Linked DNA regions of Homo sapiens: region 2 is linked to region 1. Evidence: read pairs that join two places in POLR2A ChIA-PET (ENCODE). Cell type or tissue: MCF 10A. All regions are shown on one strand. Links, peaks and the distances in the headings refer to the core of each region. The heading gives the core; the rest is flanking DNA.

Evidence for each region. Peaks named below come from ENCODE experiments on the same cell type or tissue, not always from the same donor. Only the 100,000 strongest peaks of a DNase experiment are listed, where the experiment ranks them.
Region 2: POLR2A ChIA-PET joins it to region 1 with 5 read pairs; 3 of 35 experiments call an interaction of 5 or more read pairs at or near these places.

The regions. Positions count from the first base shown.
Region 1 is chr1:27,137,947-27,148,476 of GRCh38, reverse strand. All of the region lies in intron 1 of SLC9A1 (solute carrier family 9 member A1), which reads left to right. Among named protein-coding and RNA genes, the nearest start is that of SLC9A1, 12 kb to the left of the region's middle. RefSeq lists a silencer at 5,725-5,784 and an enhancer at 10,156-10,530. In MCF 10A, for the core only: no CTCF peak of the experiment used is centred there; DNase peaks (open chromatin) are centred at 2,366, 5,806 and 6,686.
Region 2 is chr1:27,375,743-27,386,272 of GRCh38, reverse strand. It overlaps CD164L2 (CD164 molecule like 2), which reads left to right and starts at 2,940. Exons shown (of 6, transcript NM_001330448.1): 1 at 2,940-3,121; 2 at 3,606-3,773; 3 at 3,874-3,945; 4 at 4,449-4,493; 5 at 6,078-6,222; 6 at 6,764-7,097. The coding sequence starts at 3,034. The coding sequence ends at 6,770. In MCF 10A, for the core only: no CTCF peak of the experiment used is centred there; a DNase peak (open chromatin) is centred at 2,902.

The DNA of each region.
Region 1 (10,530 bases), core at 1,417-9,416:
AGAGATTTAAAGGGGCTTTGAGGAGAGTCAATGACCAGACACATCCACATTGGTAACCTGGATTGTTGTCAGGAGGGACACCTGTTCCTCCTGTAGGCAGGAAGGGCTAAAGGGTCTGGGTGGTCTGGAGCCTTGACAGCTTTGGCTCAGCTCCAAGTTCTTTTCTACAACTTGAACATACCTGTATTTGCATGAAGGAGGATGAGGGCCAGAGTTGCACTGGGGACTGACATTCTCATAGCCCTTATCTGTGGAGCAGCAAATCTTTGAAATGGAGGACTTGTCCTTTCCCCCAGAATGTTGCATGCCCTCTGGGAGAGAAAAGGAGAGGCAGAGAAATGATTACAATGGAAAACATGTAGGATGGGGTGAAAGGTTAAGATACCTGAGATCTAGTCTCAGCTCTCTGTTGCCCAGCTGTGTGACTTTAGGCAAGGCATAACCTCTCTGAGCCCCTGTTTTCTTTTTTCTTTTTTTTTTTGATACAAGAGTTTCGCTCTTTTTGCCCAGGCTGGAGTGCAATAGTGCAATCTCAGCTCACTGCAACCTCTGCCTCTTGGGTTCAAGCAATTCTCCTGCCTCAGCCTCCTGAGTAGTGGGGATTACAGGCATGTGCCACCACACCTGGCTAATTTTGTATTTTTAGTAGGGATGGGGTTTTGCCGTGTTGGTCAGGCTTGTCTTGAACTCCTGACCTTAGCTGATCCTCCCACCTTGGCCTCCCAAAGTGCTGGATTACAGGCGTAAGCCACTGCTCCTGGCCTGAGCCCGTTTTCTAATTGATAATATAGATACTTAATTTTTCATTTTGTTTTGTTTTGTTTTTTTAGAGATGGGGGATGGGGATCTTCCAATTTTGTTGTCCAGGCTGGTTTTGAATCCCTGGCCTCAAATGATCCTCCCGCCTCAGTCTCCTGAGTAGCTGGGATTATAGGGATGAGCCATCACACCTGACTCCCTATTATTTTATTTTTATTTATTTTTTTGAGATGGAGTCTCACTCTGTCGCCCAGGCTGGAGTGCAGTGAGGCGATCTCGGCTCACAGCAACCTCCGCCTCCAGGTTCAAGTGATTCTCCTACTTCAACCTCCCAAGTAGCTGGGACTACAGGCATGCGCCACCACCCCCAGCTAATTTTTGTATTTTTTTCTTTTCTTTTTTTTTTTTTTTTTTTTTTGAGACAGAGTCTCGCTCTTTTGCACAGGCTGGAGTGCAGAGGCATGATCTCAGCTCACTGCAACCTCCGCCTCCCGGGTTCAAGTGATTCTTCTGCCTCAGCCTCCTGAGTAGCTGGGATTACAGGCACCAACCATCATGCCTGGCTAATTTTTTGGTTTTTTTGTTTGTTTGTTTGTTTGTTTGTTTTTAGTAGAGACAGGGTTTCACCATATTGGCCAGGCTGGTCTCGAACTCCTGACCTCAGGTGATCTGCCCGCCTCAGCCTCCCAAAGTCCTGATATTACAGGCATGAGCCACCGCGCCCGGCCTAATTTTTGTATTTTTAGTAGAGATGGGTTTTCGCCATGTTGGCCAGGCTGGTCTTGAACTCCTGACCTCAGGCGATCTGCCCGTCCCGGCCCCCCAAAGTGCTGGGATTACAGACATGAGCCACTGCACCCGTCCGGTAATTGGTGATATATTTGTTAAATACTTGTTAATTAGCTGCCACTTATTAATTTTTTATTTTGTTTATTTTTGAGACAGGATTTCGCTCTGTCTCCCAGGCTGGAGTGCAGTGGCGCAAAGACGGCTCACTGCAGCTTCAACCTCCCTGGCTCCAGGCAATCCCCCCACCTCAGCCTCCTGAGTAGCTGGGACCACAGGTACAGGTCACCACATCCAGCTAAGCTGCCACTTATTCATATCTAGTTTAGAGGTTGTGAAAGGTACTTGCACAGCTAGAAAACATTGGGGTTTAAGCCCAGATTTGTCTGACTTCAGAGCCTGTGTTCTTTTCATCCTCATGCCCTGATTCCAAGGGCCTTTTCAGTTTAGAAATTCAATTTTTCCCATAATCATTTTGAATTGGGGGAGATTTAAAGACTTTAGTATTTTGAGCCTTGGCTGCTTTCTGTGGATCACTTCTTGGGTTTGGGGAAAAAGCTGACCCACTCCAAGTCCCACTGTGAAGCAAATAACCTTTCTCAGAGGTGGCAGCATGCAGAAAAATACAGGAGTGACGGGGAACTAGAGCTGGGGGCCTGAGGCTGTCTCTGGGAATGCCAGCCCATACACAGCCTCCTTTCCTCCTCACCGCCTCTCCCACCTGCCCCCTTTCCTCCTGAGGCAGGGAGAGAAGGCTCGCTCAGCACACCCAGGACCTGGGTTATTCCTGAGTCATCCATCGCCTGTGTGGGCCTCATTTTGCAGCACTCGCTCCCCCTGCAAATGTCTGAGTCAGGCATGTCTCCCCAAGGTTGTCTGCACACACTGCACTGGGCCAAACTGTCTCTTTAGATGCCGATAAACATCAACTGATACTTTAAAGCAGCCCGTGATTATATGTTGGTATTTTAATCTTATGGGCTAATCTAATTTTAACTGAACTAAGTTTTGGGTTGGGCCTGGATCAGTGGGCTGCCCGCCTTCCCTGGGATCATGCTGACTTCATTTTCTTCCCCCTAAAGCTCATCTAATATACAGAGCCGATTTTGGGGTCTATTAGGCCAGACCTGAGCCCTGAGTTTTTATACTACTTGCCAAGAATCCAGAGTTCCCCCCAAATTACCCCAGCAAATTCTTTCCTGAAAAGATATGTCCTTAAGCAGTTCTAACTGAGATTCAGGATGAAAAGCTCTGTTCCTTCCCAGGCCCCCTTCCCTGTCCCTTGGGAAGCACTTACCCCTAAGCCCAGACTGGCCTTGCCACAGTGCTGAGCCTGTTTGAGACCAGGCCACAGAAGGCGGAGGAGTGATATCACAGCTGTGTGTTAGAGCCCACAAGTTCACTAAACCAATAAATAGCTAACACTTGCATAGCATTTGCTGTATGCCAAGTGAAGCTGGAAGAGGCTGTGTCTTTGCATCAGCCAGCCAGGACCAAGAGCAGCTCGCTAAGATCCTGGGTGGAAGAGGCAGGTCAGCTGAAATCAGCTAGCAGGCATTTAGCATATGGCCATCAAGGAACAAAAGAAGAGTAAACCCAGGCCCTGCTCTTTAGGAGCTTCCAGCCTGCCAGGGCTGGGCGGACTCCTGGCAGAGGCAAAGTACAGAGGGAGCAAGCAGTCCCTGAGGACTGGGGTGTTTAGAGAAAGCCTCTCAAAGGAGGTGGAACATTAGTCTGAGTCTTGAAGGATGGAAAGGAATTAGATAAGCAGGCTATACTTAGTACCAATTTCCATAAGAATGTAAGCCTCTTGAGGACAGGGACTTTGTTTGTTCACTTTCTTTTTTTTTTTTTTTTTCCTTTTTCCTTTTTTTTTGAGATGGAGTCTTGCTCTTCGCCTGGGTTGGAGTGCCAGAGTGCAGTGGCGAGATCTCAGCTCACTGCAACTTCTGCCTCCCAGGTTCAAGCAATTCTGCCTCAGCCTCCAGAGTAGCTGCAGGTTCAAGCAATTCTCCTGCCTCAGCCTCCAGAGTAGCTGGGATTACAGGCTTACATCACCACGCCCAGCTAATTTTTTGTGTTTTTAGTAGAGACGGGGTTTTGCTATGCTGGCCAGTCTGGTCTAGAACTCCTGACCTCAGGTGATCCACCCACCTTGGCCTCCCAAAGTGCGGAGATTAAAGGCGTGAGCCACCACGCCTGGCCTGTTCACTTTCTTATCTGTGCCTGGCACAGAGTAAAGGCTCCATAAATATTTGGGGAAGGAATACATGAATGAATATGTGATTGACTTCAGTGTAAAGATAGGATCCCTGCAAAGCCCTGGGGCAGACAAGAAACCAGTTTGACTGCTCAGAGAGGAGGGAGAGCAAAGGTTGCAGAGGCTCCTTGGCACCAGACTGCCAAGCCAAGGAGTTTAACTGAGCTCGCTGGGAGCGACACTCACAGAATGATGCCTTAGGCGCCAGCCAGTGTTTAAGTGGTGCTGCCTTGGCCACCTCCCTCGGCTTGGCTCTAATGGAGGGTCTGCAAGGGCATCTTCTCTGGGCCGGGTGGGGTCTCTCTGGGAAGATCTGGATCTGTTTGGTCTGCCCTCAATTTGTGTAAGTAAAAGTAAGATACCAGAGCTTCCTTGGGGAGCTGCCGAGAGCCCTAATTGAATTAAGCTTTTCCTGGGAAGATTCCTCAAGCCGTAAACTGCACTGTGACTGTGAATTAATGAGACCAGTGGCTTTAAACCATACAAGAAGGCAATCTTGTTAATTTATAGTTGTACCTGGACAGATTTACTTATGGCTTCTCTTTGCTTTAATGTGTGTTGGGAATGGGTGGGCTGGGCCAGAATCTCCTTTCTATGGCAGATTTATTTTTATAATATGAATAAATAAAACATGTCAATGGTAAAAACAAAACAACAAAAATAAAACCCAACAGTACAGAGGGTATTGAGGTGAAAGGGAAAAGTCCCCCTCATTACTTCTCTGACCACCCCCACTGTCATACATTCCAGAGGTTACCACTGTTAACTGTCTTGTCCATCTTTTTTAGAAATTCTCCATGTATATATTGAGTATGTGAGTGTGTGTGCATGCAAGGCAAATTTAGTTTTCATAAAGCCATTGCATAAAGGAAACGAGCTCTAGGCTGGTAACTGGGGACCTGGGTCTTAGTCCTAGCTCGCCTCTTTCCTGCATATTGACCTTTGCTAAGCTATGTTTGCCTTCCTGGGCCTTAGTTTCCCTATCTGTCGATTTCATCTTGAAGGGCTCTCTGGGGCTGTCCTGTGGGAAAGGCGGTCATTCCAGGGAAGCCTCTGTTCCGTTGAGGCCTAAGCAGACTGTGAGGCCCTCAGATGGGGAATTCCACAGCTCTATCCTTTGGGAGTGGGCCAGTGCTGTCATTGAGCCCTGGCTTCAAAGCACAGGGCTTTGTACAAGTACAGATCACGGTCATCTCTAAGTCCAGCTGAGGGTTACAAGGTTGAAGAAATGAGCCCACAGGGAGTCAGCTTTCTTGCTGGGGAAGTGAGACAACATACAAGGGAGAAAGCACAGGTGGGAAATTGTGTGGTTCAGGCTGGATGCTTGGGGGAATCAGAGGAGAGGAGAGATGAGGGAAGCTTCTTGAAGGAGGCGGCCTTGAGAGGTGGGCCAGGGGTAGAAGAGGAACATCATTCAGGAGGGGTTGCTAAGGGATTCTGGTGTAGGTGAGAGGATGGACTGGATGATCTGTTGTTCTAGGATCTAGGTTTCTAAGATTGTTTCTGAGTCCATGATAAAGTTTGTGGAGCTCCCAAAATAGTCTGCAGACAGTTGTATATATGTGATTTTATCAAGGGAGAAGGCCCATGATAGACTCAGATTTTTTTTTTTTTTTTTTTTTTTTACACAGTTGATTGTCAGTGTGTAAGCCACAGATTCTGAAGGTTAAGAGCTTCTGCCTTTTGTGTGGTGGGAACTTGAAGAAGGGTAGAGGACTAACTGGTCTGGGATGAATCCTTGGAGGAGGTGGTACTTAATTCTGGGATGAGTGGGGTTTGCCTGTGGGACTGCAGAATACCTTCCAGGCAAGGAGAAGGACCCCAGAGTGAGTAAGCTGTGTCCTGAGAGAAGGGAAGGGGAAATGAGTCCTTAAAGTAGAGAAAAACTTTTCTAAGTTGGAAATCAAAGCAGATGCAACATGCTCCGCCTACACTGTGCAGCAGGGAAGGTACTGGCTTCTTTATGCCCTCTGGGTCTGCTGGGTTGCCATGGTGAGCCCAGCTCACACACAGTAGGTGACTCAGGCCACCTGCCCATTTCCCTAAAGCGGCTAGGGCCCAGGCACACCTCTGAGGCTCTGCTAGTGGGGAAGCAACCACCTTTGAGGCAGCAGACGCAAGAGAAAGCCTCTGAAGGTGGACAGGCTTTGAGGATGCAGCTAGGAAGCCCTGACTGGCCTCTGCTGTTTCCTGGACTGAAGGTCCCTGTTCTCTGTTCTCACTCTGCTTCTAGGAATGAAAGTATAGAATATTCTAATTCTAGAATGTTAGAGATGGAAAAATCCTTATCATAGCTTGTAACCCCCAGGCCCAAAGGGAAATGGAGATGTTTTGATCAAGTTCTCTGTTTTTCCAGTTGAGGCCCAGAGAGGATTGGCCCCAGGCCACTCGTGAATTAATGGCAGAGTCAGTCTTCTTCCCTGCTCTGTTAACTAACTCAGGAGTCCCTAGGCAGTAAGACCTGGACAGTGGACCGAGAGGAGGGGCTGTGGTTTTTGGCTTGGATATTGGTAGCATTGGCAAACCTCAGTTCTTCCAGTGGGCCCTTTAAGCCTAAAGAAGGGCAGCTTCCTCCTGGGGTATCTATTAGGGAGCTGTCCTTGGCAGAGAAACCATTGGTCCTTACACTGGTCCTTACAGGGGAGCCAAGTACAGGTCTTGGGACCTCTGAGACAGCCCAGAGGCTTCTGCCTTCACCCATTGAATCCCTCAGGTCGTGTAGTCCATCACAAGCCAATGTTGAACTTGGGTGCTGTGCTTTTTATAGCATCTTTGCCATCAAGCCAGGGAATAAGATCTTATCTCCCCGGTGGCCAGGACCCACAGGAATCTGGATGCTGTACCAGGTAGGCGTTATGCCAGCATGAGGCGGGGCCAACTCACCTAACTGGGCAAAGCCTAAGACTCAGGTTACAGCAAGATGGGGGAGGGGAGCAGGCACCCTACCCCACCCGCTTCCCTGACTGAGCACTGCCTGCCTGGCTGGTGGAAGGTGCAGAGATGCATGAGAACTGCTTCTTTTACCAAGCTCAACGACTTGTTTGAGAAATGCGGTACAGATGCAAAACAGTCAGACAGTAGAAAGGGGGTGTGATTTGAAGTGCAGATGGAATTCTACGGGAGTTTAGAGGTGGGAGAGAGAATTTCGTACCTGGGAAGATCCCAGTAGGCTGTGCAAGTGACCACTGAGCTAGGCCTTGAAGTATATGTAGGATTTAGATGAGATACTTGAATGAAATCTCACTGGGCACAGCCAGAAGCTTCTACTTGGGGCAGAACCTCTGGATTGCAGAAGAATGTCCCAGAGCAGTTCCCTTTGGAAACATGCCCACAGGCATGGTGGTTAGAAAAACAAGCTTTGCAGCTTGACAGACCTGGGTTCAAATCTCAGCTCTACTACTTTGTAGCACCGTGACCTTGGGCAAGTCACTTATCCTGTTTTAAAAAAATTTTTTTTAATTTTTTATTTTGAGATGGAGATTCTCTCTGTCACCCAAACTGGAGTACAGTGGCACAATCTTGGCTCACTGCAACCTCTGCCTCCCTGCTTCAAGCGATTCTCCTGCCTCCCGAGTAGCTGGGATTACAGGCTTGTGCCACCACGCCTGGCTAATTTTTGTATTTTTAGTAGAGATGGGGTTTTGTCATGTTGGCCAGGCTGGTTTTGAACCCCTGACCTCAAGTGATCCCCCCAGCTTGTCCTCCCAAATTGCTGGGATTACAGGCGTGAGCTGCCGTGCCTGGGCTGTGGAGGTGACCCGCCTGGTGTCATATAGCCTGACTGTGGCAGAGCTGAAGCTGGACTCCAGGACTTCCCCTTCCAAGTCCTGTGCCATTTCTCCTACATAACATTTATGTTATGTTACCCCACCTAGCTGGAGTAGCAAGACTGATCGTCTGAAACATTTAATGAGCAAAGGGTGATTTTGTATGACAACTTGATGTGTAGCTATAAAAGCACTCAATTTTGCAGAACAGATGATGGTTTTAAAAATAGTCCCAGCTATGATAAGTGCTAGGTGAGTGATGCCAGTATTAAGGGGAAAAGGTGTGCCCTTTTTAAGCTACATCACCCTGTCTGAGCCTCAGTTTCCCCAGTCTAAAGGGGGGTGATGTCTGTAAAGCCCTGAGCACATTGTAAGTGCTCACTAATGGGAGTTGCTACTATTCCTGGAGCCTTAAAGGAAGAGGTGAGGGTGGGGTCAAGCACTGGAGGATGGTTTTAGGTATATGGACTGGAGGGCATTGGGGTGAGCTGAGTACTGAGGTTAGGGGTGCAAATGAGACCATTAGCTGAATTGTCTGAGCTCGTTCTTTAGTTGGGAGGTGGGGAGACACATGTTCAGCAAATGGATTCGTGCTGATAAATACTGTACTGAAGATGGAAAGATGGATAAATATAATCCCAGCCTCAAGGGAGAGGCTGGCATGTAAACAGGCACTTGTGATGTGCTGTGAAGTGCTGCAGCAGGAGCCTGCAGAGCTGTGGGTGTGCGGGAGGGAGGAGTGGAGGTGGGTGGGTCAGGAAAGGCTTCCCAGAGCTTTGAGCTGGGTCCTGAAGGTTAAGAATGAGTGTTTTGGCCAGGTGCGGTGGCTCACACCTGTAATCCCGGCACTTTGGGAGGCTGAGATGGGCGGATCACTTGAGGTCAGGAGTTCCAGACCAGCCTGGTCAACATGGTGAAAGCTCATCTCTACTAAAAATACAAAAATTAGCCAGGTGTGATGGTGCAAGTCTCTAATCCCAGCTACTTGGGAGGTTGAGACAGGAGAATGGCTTGAACCCAGGAGGTGGAGGTTGCTGTGAGCCGAGATCGCCTCACTGCACTCTAGCCTGGGCGACAGCGAAACTCTGTTTCAAAAAAAAAAAAAAACAATGAGTGTGCTTAGCTCACATAGAGGGGAGAACTGGAGAAGGGCACAGAGATGTGAATGACACAGAGCCACAGATCATGCAGAACCATTGACCTTTGCTTCTAAAACTCATTGGGATGTTTCCAACCCTTCCACCTCACCCCCAAACACGCCTCACTCACCTGTTTTGCTGGGCAGAGAAGCTAACTGCACCTGTGGGGCACTGAGCACCTGTGATGGCTGTCGCCCTGGTATAGGCAGTGAGGACAGAGCTACCTACCACTTACTGAGACCCTGCCAGTGCCTGGCTTTGTGCTCAGGGCTTCGCATAGTGCATCATTGCCTTCTGCACTATGTGACGGCCCCGAAGGGTGCGAGTCATGGTATCTAGCTTTATTTAGCTTACAGCTACTTTAGGAAAGTGAAACAGGGAATAATTAAGTGCTCGAGGATTGCTGTGCTGTTGCCTCAAAGAACAGGAGACCTTTAGGAAGGGGAGAAATGTGGCTGGAATGAACATGGAGCAGAGATCTTTGTGCAGACACCTTCACCAGACCCTTCTAAGAGGGAGGGAAGGTGACCAATCAGGCAATGGCCGTGACACCGGTTAAGGCTCTTTGCAGGCTCTGAGTACTAGGTATGGGCAGGCACCTGTTGGGGAGCCCAGCCAGCTGCAGGAAAAGTCTGGGTGAGGAGTCAGTGAGAAATAAGACAGTAGGTGGGCGGGGCTGGATGAAGCATCTGGAACTCCAGAGGGGTGTAGACTTGGCCAGGGCTCCTCAGACTGGTGGCAAACACAACCACACCTGTCAAAGGCTTGCCTCTTCACTCCATCTTCTCCAACCCGGGTGATTCCCGGGCCTCCTGAATGGTCTTGCGGCTCCACTGCTGTCTGCCTGCAGGCAGCTCTCCCCAGAGCAGCCGCAGGGAGCTTTGAGACCTGTAAACCAGAGCATGGTGTTTCCCCTGCTGAAAACCTTTCAAATGCTTCCTGATGAACTTGGGAGAAAATGCAAGGAAAGTGTGGCCCACCCCTTTCTCCACTTCATGCCCCACTACCCTTTCCCTGTTCCAGTCGCACCGGCCTTCCTGTGTCCCTAACGCACATCTGCCTTGCCAGGCCTGTTCCTCCATACAGCTGTGGCATTTGCTCGATCCCCAGCCTGGAGCACTGCCCATAGACTGCCTCGCGCCGGTGCTCTCCTTCAGGCCCTAGATCAAACGTCATCTCTTCAGAGAGGCCTCCCTGACTGTCCAGTCTAACGGGCAGCACACGCCCCACCAGCTGCCTCTACCCCCATGTCAGACACTATTCTGGATCTGAGGACACAGCCAGGAACAAGACAGAAGAGGCTCCTGATGTCAGGGGGCTCCCATGCCAGCATGGAGCATTGGATGTGGACAAAGCAGTGTCAGGTAGTGGTAAGTGTCCTGAAGAAGGCAGACATGAGGGAGAGGTGGGGCTGCTGGATGGCCAGCAAGGGTTCTCTAAGGAGCTGGTGTCTGAGCTGAGACCCAAAGGACAAGAAGAGCTCATCTTCCAAAGACCAGGGCCCCTGAGGGGGGTGTGCTTGAGGAACCTGAAGTGCGGGGGAAGAGGGGAAGCATGGTGTGAGAATGGAGAAGAGGGCAGGGGCCAGATCATGCCAGGCCCGTGGGCCTGGGGCTAGGATTCATGGTGCTGTGTGGCACCATCAAAGGCTCTTGAGTAGCATGACATGGTCTGACCTGGGGAGGGATGTGCGGACAGCCTGGGAGTGCGATAGAGTCGGCTCAGGCCCTGGGCTGGCCCCACTCAGTGTCCTGCCTGCCAGCAGCTCAAGCTGGGTCTATGAGGGCAACAGAGTAAAGCTTCCCGACAGGCACCACTG
Region 2 (10,530 bases), core at 740-8,739, 240 kb before region 1:
CAAAGGGTTGTGGAGGTCAAGCCATTGTTGAAAAGTTGTTAGGTGGGGCCAGGCATGGTGGCTCACACCTGTAATCCCAGCACTTTGGGAGGTCAAGGTGGGTGAATCATTTGAGGTCAAAAGTTCGAAACTGGCCGGGCACGGTGGCTCACGCCTGTAATCCCAGCACTTTGGGAGGCCGAGGCAGGCAGATCACCTGAGGTCAGGAGTTCGAGACCAGCCTGACCAACATGGTGAAACCCTGTCTCTACTGAAAATACAAAACTAGCTGGGCGTGGTGGCACATGCCTGTAATCCCAGCTAGTTGGGAGGCTGAGGCAGGAGAATTGCTTCAACACGGGAGGCAGAGGTTGCGGTGAGCTGAGATTGCACCATTGCATTTCAGCCTGGGCAACAAGAGCGAAACTCCCTCTCAAAAAAGAAAAGTTCGAGACCAGCCTGACCAACATGGTGAAACCCTGTCTCAACTTTAAAAATACAGAAAATTGGCCGGGCACGGTGGCTCATGCCTGTAATCCCAGCACTTTGGAAGGCTGAGGCGGGCGGATCACAAGGTCAGGAGATCAAGACCATCCTGGCTAACATGGTGAAACCCTGTCTCTACTAAAAATACAAAAAATTAGCCGGGCATGGTGGCGGGTGCCTGTAATCTCAGAATCTCAGCTACTTGGGAGGCTGAGGCACAAGAATCCCTTGAACCTGGGAGGTGGAGGTTTCAGTGAGCTGAGACTGTGCCACTGCACTCCAGCCTGGGCAGCAGAGTGAGACTCAGGCTCAAAAAAAAAGTTGCTAACTGGAAGAGATATGGTCAAATATATGATTTGTGAGGGCCAGCATAGGAGGGGCCTGGAAGCTGCTGAGATGCAGTGAGGCGTACAGAGGGAATACAAGGGGACAGAACCTGAAGGACTTTTTAAAATTAATTAATTAATTTTATTTTTTATTATTTTTATTTTATTTTTTTATTAGACTTTAAGTTCTAGGGTACATGTACACAACGTGCAGGTTTGATACATAGGTATACATGCGCCATGTTGGTTTGCTGCACCCATCAACTCATCATTTACATTAGGTATTTCTCCTAAAGCTATCCCTCCCCAAGCCCCCCACCCCCCAGCAGGCCCTGGTGTGTGCTGTTCCCCCTCTGTGTCCAAGTGATCTCATTGTTCAATTCCCACTTATGAGTGAGAACATGCAGTGTTTGGTTTTCTGTCCTTGTGATAGTTTGCTGAGAATGATGATTTCCAGCTTCATCCGTGTCCCTGCAAAGGACATGAACTCATCCTTTTTTATGGCTGCATAGTATTCCGTGGTGTATATGTGCCACATTTTCTTTTTTTATATATATAATATATATATTTTATTATACTCTAAGTTCTAGAGTATATGTGCACAATGTGCAGGTTTGTTACATATGTATACATGTGCCATGTTGGTGTGCTGCACCCATTAACTCATCATTTACGTTAGGTATATCTCCTAATGCTATCCCTCCTCCCTCCCCCAGAACCCGAAGGGTCTCTTTTCCCCTGAGTGGGCAGTTTTGGGGGCCTCAGGGACACTCAGGTGGAGATGCCGTGGACCCATGGGAGGCACAGCAGAGGGAGCATGGCCTCCAGCATCATTCAATCCTAGCTTTACATCCTGGCCTGCTGCATTGAAACCCTGTGCCCCTGAGCAGCCTGCAAATGGGAAATGACAAAACTCATGCCTAGAGGGTAGCTGTGGACATTAGATGGGAAGTTGCATGTAAAAGCTCTCAAAATGTACATTCGGCTAGTAAGGGGTCAATAATTGCTAGCTATATATTGTCAGTTACAGGTGTGGCAGTTGTGAAGTCAGAACTGGCCTGGAGATGATTAAGAGATCTGTTGGCTCAAAAAAAATTTTTTTAATGGGTGCATAGTGGGTGTATATATTTATTGGGATACGTGACCTGTTGGCATTCATTCATTCATTCATTTAAAACAGGGTTTCACTCTGTTGCGCAGGCTGGAGTGCAATGCCATGATCACAGCTCACTACAGCCTCAAATCCCTGGGCTCAAGCAATCCTCCTGCCTCAGCTGTTGGGTTTCAAGTGGGGACTGATGGCAGTGGAATGTCCAGGATGACCCCAGGAGAGTGTGGAACAGGGCTTGGGACTAACCTGGGCCACCATCGATTAAGAGAGGGTTAGGAGAAGCAGATGGGGGAAGGAGGGGAGAGGAGGGGAGGAGGAAGAGGAAGGAGAGGAAGTGCCCCCTAAGGAGCCTGAGGAGAACCAAAAGAGGCTGGTGCCAGGGCAGGAGTGGTAGCCGTGGGGAAGGCTGCGGAGAGGCCCAGTTGGCCTAGTAATGGCGTCACCCCTGACCTGGCCAGAGGGTGTGGTAGGCCAGAGGCAGACACAGCGGATGAGGGGCAGAAGGGAGGCGGGTGGAGGGGTGCAGTGAATGGAGAGGGAGCACCGAAGCTAAGCTTGGGCAGCCAGAGGGCAGGGGCCAGCTAGGGCCCGGCCCAGCGGTCATGGGGCCTGGGTGGAGGGTGTACAAAGCGGGGCCTGCACCGAGCCCTGAAGGCAGGGAAGTGACCTCGTCTCGAATCCAGATTTTTGCCACTGCCTCTCTCCGTGACCTCGAACGAGTCACTCATCTTGTCTGAGCCTCAGTTTCCTCACCTGTGAAGTAAGGATCAAAGCAGTCGGTACTTTCCAGAATTTTCAAGAAGCTGCCCTTGGAGGCACATAGTAACCACGCCAGCCACCAGTCCTGGACCCCACCTGCTTTAGTCCAAGCCCCGCCCCAGACCCCCGAACTCACCTGGCCGCGCACACTAGCCACGCCCCTAACTGGCCCCGCCTTCACCTGGCTCCGCCCCGACCGACGAGCCCCGCCCCACCTGCCGCTCCCACTGGCCACGCCCCCACCTGGCCACGCCCCGGTTGCCCAGGTCTCGCTCCGCACACGCTCAGCCGAGCCCAGTCTGGGAGGGACGCGCCCGGCAGCTGTCCACCGATCCCGGCCACCGCCCCCGGCCACCCCCACCCCGCGAGCCCATGGAGGCTCCGGGACCCCGCGCCTTGCGGACTGCGCTCTGTGGCGGCTGTTGCTGCCTCCTCCTATGTGCCCAGCTGGCTGTGGCTGGTAACTCGCGGCAGGGTCTGGCTAGGGGCTCGACGGGGACGGATGGAGCTTGCACCTCAGCCAGCCGTCTCCCCAGGAGCAGCCTGGGCTTGAGGGGAGGGGGCTTTCCGGCCAAGTGCAGGCCTCCAGGGGTGGGAGAGGGGGCTCCAGCTCTGTGTGGAGCCCTGTGTGTAAATATAGGCCCCAGGTGTGGGGGCCTAGGGAGCTTCAGGTGGTCTGGGGGAGGTGGCTCCAACTGAATCTGGGAACCCCGGGTGTATGCAAAGGGAGGGGCTCTGGGTGAATGTGGGGAGGCTCTAGGTGTGTGTAGACCTCTGCTGTGGAAGCTCCAGGTGTGCGCTGGGGCTTGGGGATCCAGGGGTGAGTGTGAGAGCCCAGATGTGTGCAGAGGGGCGAGGGCCACCGGAGTGTTGGGTGGGAGGGTGGGCGGGTGCCACAGCTTGGCTTCGAGGAATTCTCCCTTCCCACTCCACCGCACTACCAGGTAAAGGAGCTCGAGGCTTTGGGAGGGGAGCCCTGATCCGCCTGAATATCTGGCCGGCGGTCCAAGGGGCCTGCAAACAGCTGGAGGTCTGTGAGCACTGCGTGGAGGGAGACGGAGCGCGCAATCTCTCCAGCTGCGTGTGGGAGCAGTGCCGGCCAGAGGAGCCAGGTATGGAGCTGAGCCCTCCCCAGATTGAGTGCCCCCAGCTCTGAACCCCAAGGCCCTGGCCCCTCTCCCCAAACCTCCCCCCTGCACCTTCTCTCACCAGGACACTGTGTGGCCCAATCTGAGGTGGTCAAGGAAGGTTGCTCCATCTACAACCGCTCAGAGGCATGTCCAGGTAAGGGGGTTCTTGCACCTAAGCCAAGTTGCATGGGTCTCCCCAGCCATAGCCTGCCCCCCAGGAGGAAACAGCCTCTCTCAGGCGGTGGATTTTGCTCACCCATACCTGGGCCCGGTATCAGTTCTGCCTTTAGCTCACTGAGAAGTCCCCTCCTCTCTCTGCCTATTTCCTCATCTGAAAATTAGTACAGGTGTGTGGAGGGGATGGGAGTGTTAGCTCTTCTTCTAGTTTAAGGCATAGCAAGGACTTTGGAAGTTCAGAGGGAATGAGAGGGAGTGCTTCCTGGAGGAGGTGGCATCAGTAATGAGCCTGGAAGGTAGAGATGGAGAGAGAGCACATCTGGTGGAGGGAACTGTGTGGGGCTTGCAAGTATGTTGGATGTCTAGAGTAGGGACAGGGCTGCATCTGAATCGGAAGTTTAGCGGTGAGTGGGGGCTGGGGTCTTGATGGGAGTCAGGGGGTGGGAAGGCTGCTTTGCTATGGATCACCTGTCTCCTCAGCTGCTCACCACCACCCCACCTATGAACCGAAGACAGTCACAACAGGTGAGTACTCCCTGGAGACGGGGCAGTGGGAGGAGCAGAGGTGCAGGGGAAGACAGCTCTGGGCTCAGGCACTGACATGCTCTGTGACCTCGGCCCTGCGCCTTCTCCCTCGGAGCCTGTCTCCGCATCTGTGAAATGGGTTGGATGATGCCTTTCTCATAGAGTTGCTCTGCAGGTTTTATGAGAAGCTGTACAGTGCCCACTTCAGTGTCTGACTCACTGAAGGCAATCAAGAAATGACAGTTCCCATCCCTCCTCCCCATTGCCAGTTCTGGGAACTCAAGGTCACCCCTCGGGACTTGTCCTTGGAGGTGAGGGTGTGTGGCTCGAGTTGCTCAGGAGACATCCTCAGTGCCTGCCTACTGCACCCTCCAGGCCCAGAGAGGGTCACAAGGCGGGTTCCTGGCGGAGTAGAGGCAAGAATGCCACCCTTTGCTTCCCACTCCCTCTCAGGGGCTGGAGGTCACCAGACTTGGCAGGGATGGCTGAAGAGGCCCTTGGTTAATTAAAGCCAGAAACCGATCTCAGAAGCTGAATTATTGATGGCTCAGCTCCCTCAGCTGGAGCCCCGGATCAGCCTCATGTGGCTCATTTCTCCCCTCTTCTGCTCCTCATCCCCCAGCTTCCTTCTCTGGGGCTCCCTGAGCGGGAGCTGGGACCACTGTTTGCCCTTCATATTGTCAGACTCCTTCCACCCCTTACACCTTCTGGGAGGGAGACCCAGTTCAGGCTGGGCCCCTTTCCACTGTCCCAGAATGATCTTCCATCCACCAGCCCTGCCCTGTTCTGGGCACCCAGCCCAGGGCCTGAAATCAAATCCCTGCTAGGAGTGGACAGGTACCGTGGCACAGCTGGGAGCCACCCAGGCATAGCCTGGCAACCATGGCCCTAAAGCCCTACCTTCTAAGGGGCAGAGGAGATGGTCAGGGGACCCTGTGTGAGTCTGGCTATGTCCTGTGAGGTGACTTTGGCCAAGCCTGTCCCTCAGCCATGTTCCCCCTGACACACACTGTCCAGTCCTCGCTTACCCACTTAGCAGGGTGACAGTTGGGGCCTCCACTTCTCCCCCTGCTCCTTCCCTCTCTGAGGGCTCTGACATTGGGTGACACTGAGGTCTTAGGGCTTAGGAGTCCTGAAAAGGGACTATATCGTCTGCATCTTGGCTCTGAACCCTGAGGTCCAAGGCTGAAAGGAATTGTGAGCAGGGGAGGGTCTGAGTTCTGGCTCTGTCTTCACCCTATTGGGCTGGTGAGGCCCAGGGAGGGTGGGAGCCCAGTCACTGGTCCAAGCCACCAATTGGACCATGTGATCATGAGGCCCAGAGAGAATGTGGGTGGCATAAAAGCCACAGAGCAAGCCAGGAGCAGAGCCAGGGCTGGACAGCACCCCACCCTCCCCTGCCACTGTTCCTCCCACCAGGCGCTTCCCAACTGCCTGCGGGATCTGGACTAAACGGAGCCCAGGGTTTAAGCACCCCATATTGAGGACCGGGGCCTCCAGGTTACTTGTGCCAGTTATGAGGGTAGGACTGGGATCCTGGTTCACAGTGACTGCTATGACCCCTGCCCTGCCTCACCCCTGCAGGGAGCCCCCCAGTCCCTGAGGCCCACAGCCCTGGATTTGACGGGGCCAGCTTTATCGGAGGTGTCGTGCTGGTGTTGAGCCTACAGGCGGTGGCTTTCTTTGTGCTGCACTTCCTCAAGGCCAAGGACAGCACCTACCAGACGCTGTGAGTACCTGGCCAGCAGCAAGTACCTGAGTCCCAGCTTACCTCCTGGTTCCTGCCCCACCGTTCCCCTTCAGTACCCAGGGTGCTGTCTTCTCCATGGGCAAGCCCTCAGGACGGTGACAGCGTGCTCCATGTGAGCCACACCCCTTTTGTCTCCTCCAGTTGGGGTGTTTCCTTTGTCAGATGTTGGCTGGGACCAGGACTCAGCCTGGGCCAGTCTAGGAGCCCAGCTGAGCCCTCCTGTGTCTTTTCCCTTCATGCTGCCAGCAGGGAAGAGAACCAGTAGGTGCCAGCCCAGGCAAGCCTGTGGCCCGCGTTTCTGTGGCTGTGGGCAGGAGCTGGGCCTTGTGTCTAGTTGGGTTTTGCTCTGAGAAGGGGAGCTGTGCCTGAGGCCCTCTGTGTGCCGTGTGTGCTGTGGGGCGGGTCGCCACAGCCTGTGTTAAAGTGTTTGCTCTTCCTCTGCTGCCTCCTCTCGAGGCAGGGGGTCCTTGGCTGGCTGAGGCAGTGTCACCTTCCTGAGTGTCCTCTTTGGCCTCTGCAGAATCTGACCCCTTTGGGCCTGGACTCCATCCTGAGGGGAAAGGAGGATGCAGAGGGTGGCCTCTGGGCACCCTTGTGGGTAAGCGGGGGGCGGGGGCGGGAAAAACTCTGGCCGCCAGTTTTTGGCTCCTGCGGGCACCAAGCAGGCTCAGTGTCTGATGCCTGACATCTCCTCCTGTCCTGGGCCTGGAACCTGCAGCTGAGAAAATCCCTCAACCACCTCGTCTCCTCCATCGCCCCTGCTGGGCCCCCCAGCCTGACAGTGGGTTGTATGCCTGCCTCTTTCCACCAACTGGCCTGGGCACTGCCCCCAAATAAAGGAACTCTGCACTGCACTTCATGTCCTGTGTCTTGGGCTGTGTGTGGATTGGATGGGGTGAGGGTACGGCCATTGTCCTCTTCTTAACGGGAATTCCAGCTAGGACTGTCGCTGTTACCTTTTAAAATATTTTCATCTGGCCAGGCGCAGTGGCTCACGCCTGTAATCCCAGCACTTTGGGAGGCCGAGGCAGGTGAATCACCTGAGGTCAGGAGTTCAAGACCAGCCTGACCAACATGGTGAAACCCCATCGCTACTAAAAATACAAAATTAGCTGGGCGTGGTAGCACACGCCTCTAATCCCAGCTACTTGGGAGGCTGAGACAGGAGAATCACTTGAATCCAGGAGGCGAAGGTTGCAGTGACCCAAGATCGTGCCATTGCACTCCAGTTTGGGCAACAAGAGTGAAACTCTGTCTCAAAAAAAAAAAAATGTTCATCTTTGACACCTGCTTAACCCCCACCCCTTGCCCCTTTACAGATGAGGGTACGGAGACTCAGGTAAGTACACATGCTGAAGTCACACAGCTGGACAGGGCAGGGCCGGGGTTTCAATTCAGGCTTTTCTGGGCTGGGCATCATAGTTCATGCCTAAAATCCCAGCACTTTGGGAGGCTGATGTGGGCGGATCACTTGAGTCCAGGAGACCAGCCTGGGCAACATAGTTGAGACCCCATCGATTAAAAAAAAAAAAAAGTAAAATTAAAATAAAAAATAAAATGAATTCAGGCTTTTCTGACTCCAGAGTGAGCAGAACAGCATTCCAGAGGCATCTCCAGGCTCTCTCGGCCTCCAAAAGTTAGGTCTCTGCCCCCGCGCCAAGGGGGAAAGGGCCCCAGGGACTCCACGCAGCCATTCCTGGCCTTCCTCTCTCAGGCTCTCCTGGGAAGGCCTGCCTTCTGTCCCCAGGCACCGAAGTCTTCCCTGACGGTAACATCGCCCATGGATGGGCGCTTGCCAGGAGCCAGGCATGTAGCTGCGAGTTTTATAACTTTTTATTTTATTTTATTTTTTCTTTTCTTTTCTTTTTTTTTTTTCTTTTTTTTTTTTGAGACAGAGTCTCACTGTGTCGCCCAGGCTAGAGTAGAGTGGTGAGATCTTGGCTCACTGCAACATCCACCCCCCCCTGCCAACCACAGTCCACCTCCTCACCCCTCCCTTGCACCTTCACTTCCGCCAAAGCTCCAAGCCTCTGGAAATCAGCCTCCCCTTTGTGCACTCCCCCGTCTCCCTAGAGCCCCTGCTGCTTCCCCTGTATGGGATATGATAACACCCCATCTGCCCTTGCCTTCTCTCTTCTCTAGGCTTCTGCATGAGCAGCTCCTCCTGCCTGGGTCACCCTGCCCTTGTTTCTCCCCCAGCATGAGTTTTCTTCTTCACCCTCCTCCTTTATTGGGTGCTTTCTTTTTTTGCAAAAGTAGTAAATGCCTGTGAGGGTTTGAAAAAGGACTATACAGAAGAGTGAGAACTGGGCTGGGTGCGGTGGCTCATCCCAGCACTTTGGGAGGCCGAGGCAGGAGGATTGCTTGAGCTCAGGAGTTGGAGTCAGCCTAGTCAGCCTGGGCAGCATGGCGAAACCCCATCTCTACTAAAAATACCAAAATTAGCTGGGTGTCGTGGTGCACGCCTGTAGTCCCAAGTACTCAGGAGGCTGAGGTGGGAGGATCACTTGAGCCTGAGAGGTCCAGGCTGCAGTGAGCCAAGATCATGCCACTGCACTCCAGCCTGGGTGACAGAGTGAGACCCTGTATATATTAAAAAATAAAAAACTGGCCAGGAGGTATAGTGGCTCACACCTGTAATTCCAGCACTTTGGGAGACTGAGGCGGGATGATTGTTTGAAGCCAGGAGTTTGAGACCAGCCTGGGCAGTATAGTGAGAACCCATCTCTACAAAAAATAAAAATTTAGGCGGGGCAAAGTGGCTCACACCTGTAATCCCAGCACTTTGGGAGGCCAAGGCGGGTGGATCACTTGAGGTCAGGAGTTTGAGACCAGCCAGACCAACATAGTGAAACCCTATCTCTACTAAAAATACAAAAATTAGCTGGGCGTGGTGGCACACACCTGTAATCCCAGCTACTTGGGAGACTGAGTCAGGAGAATCACTTGAATCCAGGAGGCGGAAGTTGCAGTGAGCCGAGATCAAGTCACTGCACTCCAGCCTGGGCAACACAGCAAGACTTTGTCTCAAAATAAATAAATAAAATAAAAATTTAGCCCGGTGTGGTGGCTCTGCCTGGCATCCCAGCTACCGGGAGACTGAGGTGGGAGGACTGCTTGAGCCCAGGAGGTCGGGGCTGCAGTGAGCTATGATCACACCGCCACACTCTAGCCTAGGTGAGAGAGTGAGACCCTGTCTCCAAAAAAAAAAAAAAAAAAGAGAGAACAACTCCTTCCCTGGTCCTACTCTCCAGAAATAACCACAGTTCACAAGGTCTGTGTCAGACCTCTTTCTGTGAATTTACAAAATACATATATACACACCTCTAGCATTTTAAAAATACAAAGTGGGATAATGCTGTGCATACTGTTTTGCATTTTTGCCCCTCTCATTTTAGATCAGATTCACCCTGTGAGTTGTCTGAATGGTCCTAATTCATGTGAATGCCATCAATGACTGGTTGGGTCATTTCCACACTGATGCTTACAAACAGCGCCATGGTAAACAGGCTTGTCTGCAGATCTTGGCATACTCGTGGGACAGTCTGGGGAAGACAGATTCCTAGAACTGGAATTGCGGTCTCAGGATATCCCTCTCGCGGACACATCCTGTCAGGCAAACACTGCCTCCACTTCCCCTGATACCACTTGCACCTCAGCCCTCTCCATAAGCACCAGGGAGGTGCAGAGGAGGCCTTGAGGGAGGGTTTCCTGAATGAGTGAATGAATGAGCCCTGCCTCTCCTCCCTTATCACCTGAGGTCCCTCTCCAGCTCAGGCCTGATCCTTCACATCTGGACCCTGGCTGCTGCGTCCTCCCTGGCTTCCCGGCCTCCAGGCCTTCCTACATGGGCTTCCCGCTCAATTGGCGTACATTAGCAGCTGTTTCCTAAGCCTCACGGGACTCAAGGTTGAGCATGGAGTCACTTTCTTTTTTTTTGAGACGGAGTTTTTGCTCTTTCGCCCAGGCTGGAGTGCAGTGGTGCGATCTCGGCTCATTGCAACCTCTGCCTTCGGGTTTCAAGTGATTCTCTTGCCTCAGCCTCCTGAGTAGCTGGGATTACAGGTGCATGCCACCAAGCCCGGCTAATTTTTGTATTTTTAGTAGAGACAGGGTTTCACCGTGTTAGCCAGGCTGGTCTCGAACCCCTGACCTCAGGTGATCTGCCTGCCTCGGACTCCCAAAATCCCGGGATTACAGGCATGAGCCACCGCAGCCAGCCAGAATCACTTTCTTAATGGTGCTTTTCCCTGGCGGGGGCATGGGGCTTGGGTAAAACTCTGTTGC